Regions from separate parts of the Homo sapiens genome. Here region 2 is linked to region 1. A link is an interaction called in ENCODE POLR2A ChIA-PET data of the cell type or tissue named here. Cell type or tissue: Panc1. All regions are shown on one strand.

What was found. Peaks named below come from ENCODE experiments on the same cell type or tissue, not always from the same donor. Only the 100,000 strongest peaks of a DNase experiment are listed, where the experiment ranks them.
Region 2: POLR2A ChIA-PET joins it to region 1 with 11 read pairs; 2 of 35 experiments call an interaction of 5 or more read pairs at or near these places.

Annotation. Positions count from the first base shown.
Region 1 is chr21:46,463,675-46,466,174 of GRCh38, forward strand. All of the region lies in intron 1 of DIP2A (disco interacting protein 2 homolog A), which reads left to right. The region is part of intron 3 of DIP2A-IT1 (DIP2A intronic transcript 1); the gene reads left to right. Among named protein-coding and RNA genes, the nearest start is that of DIP2A-IT1, 2.5 kb to the left of the region's middle. In Panc1, no CTCF peak of the experiment used is centred here; no DNase peak of the experiment used is centred here.
Region 2 is chr21:46,665,779-46,668,278 of GRCh38, forward strand. It overlaps LOC124905058 (a long non-coding RNA gene), which reads left to right and starts at 1,611. Exons shown (of 2, transcript XR_007067938.1): 1 at 1,611-1,783; 2 at 1,904-2,500. RefSeq lists enhancers at 1,857-2,500, 2,308-2,427. In Panc1, no CTCF peak of the experiment used is centred here; no DNase peak of the experiment used is centred here; H3K4me3 peaks cover 1,166 bases.

The sequences.
Region 1 (2,500 bases):
TATATTTGTGTGTGTGTGTGTGTGTGTGTGTGTGTGTGTGTGTGTATATTTTGAGACGGAGTCTCACTCTGTTGCCCAGTCTGGAGTTCAGTGGCGCGATCTCGGCTCACTGCAGCCTCCACCTCCCGGGTTCAAGCAATTGTCCTGTCTTAGCCTCCTGAGTAGCTGGGATTACAGGCACACGCCATCACGCCTGGCTAGTTTTTTGTATCTTTAGTAGAGACAGGATTTCACCATATTGGCCAGGCTGGTCTTGAACTCCTGACCTCGTGATCCACCTGCCTCGGCCTCCCAAAGTGCTGGGATTACAGGCATGAGCCATCGCGCCTGGCCCATAATTCTTAATTTTCAAAATGACAGCCTGTCATTGCCTTTGTGTTAATAAACATTTGTTGTGCTTCTTGAATATTTTGTGGTATATAAAAGTTCTCATGTTCAGCCAGGCGCAGTGGCTCACACCTGTAATCCCAGCACTTTGGGAGGCTGAGGCGGGTGGATCACCTGAGGTTAGGAGTTCCAGACCAGCCTGACCAACATGGTGAAACCCCATCTCTACTAAATACAAAAAATTAGCCGGGCGTGGTGGCGTATGCCTGTAATCCCAGCTACTTGGGAGGCTGAGGCAGGAGAACCACTTGAACCTGGGAGGCAGAGGTTGCAGTGAGCCGAGATTGCACCATTGCACTCCAGCCTGGGCAACAAGAGCGAAACTTCGTCTCAAAAAAAGAAAAACGTTCTCATGTTCAGATTCTACTCATCTGTCAAAGGCCACCCCAAATGCTCTCTATCTTAGTCTATTTTGTGTTGTGTTTGTGTTCTATAACAGAACACCACATATAGGTAATTTACAAAGAAAAATTTATTTCTCACAGTTCCAGAGGATGGAAGTCCAATATTAAGGTACTAGCATCTAGCAAGGACTTTCTTGGCCTGTCATCCCATGGTGGAAGGTGAGAAGGCAAGAGAATGTGTGGACGAGAGAGGAAGGGGGCCAAAATCATCCTTTTGTCTGGAACGCATTCCTGATAACTAACCTGTCCCTGCGATAACAGCATTAATCCACTGATCATCTCTTAAAGGTTCTGCCGCTCAACACTGCTGCATTGGGCACTGAGTTTCTTCCTTTTTCTTAATATTCATGTCTTTTTTTTTTTTTTTTTTTTTTTTTTTCAAGAAAACACACAACAAATGTCAGAATATGAGATAGGGAAGTTCTCCTGGAACAGCATGTAGATTATTTTCTAGAGCACTTTAGTTAAATGGTACTTAATGATGATAATTCTTCTGAACACAATTCAGAATTTGAACCAATATTTGTTGTTTCAGGAAAGCAGAATTTCCTTTGAATGATGGATAAGAATGGTGAGGATCTTTATAATATAGAATAAATTGCTGAAAAGAAACTTTGAGGGAATATTCAAAGCACCCTCTTATTTTGAACCTTCCTTGATCATCTCTAATGTGACTGCTTTCTCAGAACTTCCATATCATTTGTCCCCTCTTTTGGAGTTCTTGCTGCTTTTTGTTTTTGTATTTGTTTTCACTTATTCAGTAATTATTCAGTGTCCACTGCATCCTAGGTAATATTTCAGCTGTCAAAAGTCAGATTTTGGCTGGGCATGGTGGCTCACTCCTGTAATCCCAACACTTTGGGAGGCCGAGGTGGTTGGATCACCTGAGGTCTGGAGTTCGAGACCAGCCTGACCAACATGACAAAACCCCGTTGCTACTAAATATAACAAAAAAAAAATTAGCTGGTCATGGTGGCACGTGCCTGTAATCCCAGCTACGTGGGAGGCTGAGGCAGGAGAATCGCTCAAACCCAGGAGGCAGAGGGAGACTATTTTTATAATGATACTAAGATGCCATTTCTGTTTTCACTGTGTTGACACTTGTACTGATGGTCCAAAAGCAGTAATAGGGAAAACTGCTGGGCACTTTAACGTAAATTGAGGCAGGGACTCCAAGTGTCACTGATAGTCATTATATTATTCGCTACCTCTCCACTTGCAGTTTTAAAAAAACAAAAAGGGCTGCTTTCACTTAAACAGACCCTGATGAAGCAGTAAAAATTAAAAAAAAAAATTGGCCTTTTGTCTTTTCATGAGGAAATGGGAAGTACATGAATTGCTTTTGCTGCACAAAGAGGTACAGTGCCTGTTTTGAGAAACAGCAATTGTGTAGTTTGAGTTGCAAAGCGAACTAGCTGCTTTTATTGTGAAATGCCATTTTTGCTTGAAAAAGTGGGTAGCAGACAATCTGCAGTTATTGAGACTTGGGTATTTGGTGGACGTTTTCTGGAAAATAAATGAGAGGAAATAACTGACAATTTATGACCAATGATAATATTTGTGCTTTCAAGCAAAAATCAAAATTTTGAAAAAATTTATCTGCTACAGTGAGCTTGACAGTTTCTCAATAGTTAACGACTTCTTTGATGAGATTGGTGACAATATAATGAATGAGTATTTGATATTATATAATTAAATGTGTCAGCATT
Region 2 (2,500 bases), 200 kb after region 1:
CACATGGTGTCCTTTTGGGTTGTTGCCATGGTTTAGCTATGATGATTACTGAGACTGTGGACATTTCTGTGTATGTGTTTTGGTGCATGTATGTACACATTTCTGTTGGGTGTACACTGTATACCAGGTTTTCAAGTCAAGGAATCTAATATCCCTGCCAGCTGTGCATGAGAGTTGGCATCCTCGTCAACACCCAGTATTGTGTTTTGCATTTTACCTGCTCTGGTGGGCGTGTGGATTTGGTATACATTTCATTGATGACTAATCCAGTTTTGTAGATTTGCCGCTCATTTTGGATATCCTGTTTTTGAGGTGCTTGTTTAAGTCTTTGGCCCATTTTACTATTAGGGTTTTTTTTTTTCTATTTCTAATTGAGATTCCAGGTGTTCCTGATATAATTTGGCTGAGTCCTGTAACACATATATTTTTGTGAATAAATCTTTTCCCTTTCTGTGGCTTTTTTTTTTTTTTTTTTTTTTTTTTTTTTTTAATCAAGCATCAAGCTGTGAAGAAGCTGTGTCAGTATTTTCTTTTTTTTTTTTTTCTTCGAGACGGCGTCTTACTCTGTTGCCCAGGCTGGACTGCAGTGGCGTGATCTCAGCTCATTGCAACCTCTGCCTCCCGGGTTCAAGCGATTCTCCTACCTCAGCCTTCCAAGTAGCTGGGATTACAGGCATGCACCACCACACCTGGCTAATTTTTGTATTTTTGTAGAGACGGGGTTTCACCATGTTGGCCAGGCTGGTCTCAAACTCCTGACCTCAGGTGATCTGCCCACCTTGGCCTCCCAAAGTACTGGGATTACAGGCGTGAGCCACAGTGCCCAGCCTGTGTCAGGATTTTCTGTCATGGACATGGAGGCTGGTGGTCTGGGTGCAGTTTCATACATGGTTATTAGAAAAGGCATCTCATCCAAATGTGGTGGCTCGTGCTTGTAATCCCAGTGCTTCAGGAGGCCAAGGGAGGAGGATTACTTGAGCCTAAGAGTTTGAGACCAGCCTGGGCAACACAACAAGACCTTGCCTCTACAAAAAACTTAAAAACTAGCTGGGTATGATGGTGCACACCTGTAGTCCCAGCTACTTGGGAGGCGGAGGCGGGCAGATCGCCTGAGGTCAGGAGTTCGAGACCAGCCTGGCCAACATGATGAAACCCCGTCTCTACTAAAAATACAAAAATTAGCCGAGTGTGGTGGTGCATGCCTGTAATCCCAGCTACTCAGGAGGCTGAGGCAGGAGAATCACTTGAACCCGGGAGGCGGAGGTTGCCATGAGCCGAGATCACGTCACTGCACTCCAGCCTGGGTGACAGAGCACAAAAGACAGGCATGACTTTGTACTTAACTGCTCAGCTTTGTAATCACTGGGGGCCCAGATGCTCACTTGGATTCTAACTTTGTTGGCATCTGGGCCTAAAAGCCGTGATGCAGGTGAGCAATGATGCAGAGGGCTCTGTGCGCCTGGCGGGCTCTGTTTGCCTGCTGGGCTCTGTGCGCCTGCTGGGCTCTGTGCGCCCGGGAAGGTGCGGCCACCCTCACGCGGAAGGCGGCCAGCGGATCCCGGTGCGCGCAGCTCCCAGCGCTGGGGTTCCAGCGCCCCGCCTCTTCCTATAGCAACCAGCGGGACCTGCCGTCCCCCGGGGCACCCCGAGGGGTCTGCGCCCGCTTCTTTCCGAAACGGGAAGGCGCTGGGGGCTCGGCAGCCAGAGGGACGGGTTCAGGGAGCGTCCGGTGAGCCTAAGACGCGCCTTTGCCGGGGTTGCCGGGTGTCTGCCTCTCACTTAGGTATTAGGAACCGTGGCACAAATCTGTAGGTTTTCCTCTGGGGGTGGGCGGAGGCTCCAAACCGGACGGTTTTCTCCTGGAGGACTGTGTTCAGACAGATACTGGTTTCCTTATCCGCAGGTGTGCGCGGCGCTCGCAAGTGGTCAGCATAACGCCGGGCGAATTCGGAAAGCCCGTGCGTCCGTGGACGACCCACTTGGAAGGAGTTGGGAGAAGTCCTTGTTCCCACGCGCGGACGCTTCCCTCCGTGTGTCCTTCGAGCCACAAAAAGCCCAGACCCTAACCCGCTCCTTTCTCCCGCCGCGTCCATGCAGAACTCCGCCGTTCCTGGGAGGGGAAGCCCGCGAGGCGTCGGGAGAGGCACGTCCTCCGTGAGCAAAGAGCTCCTCCGAGCGCGCGGCGGGGACGCTGGGCCGACAGGGGACCGCGGGGGCAGGGCGGAGAGGACCCGCCCTCGAGTCGGCCCAGCCCTAACACTCAGGACCGCCTCCAGCCGGAGGTCTGCGCCCTTCTGAGGACCCTGCCTGGGGGAGCTTATTGCGGTTCTTTTGCAAATACCCGCTGCGCTTGGACGGAGGAAGCGCCCACGCGTCGACCCCGGAAACGAAGGCCTCCCTGATGGGAACGCATGCGTCCAGGAGCCTTTATTTACTCTTAATTCTGCCCGATGCTTGTACGTGTGTGAAATGCTTCAGATGCTTTTGGGAGCGAGGTGTT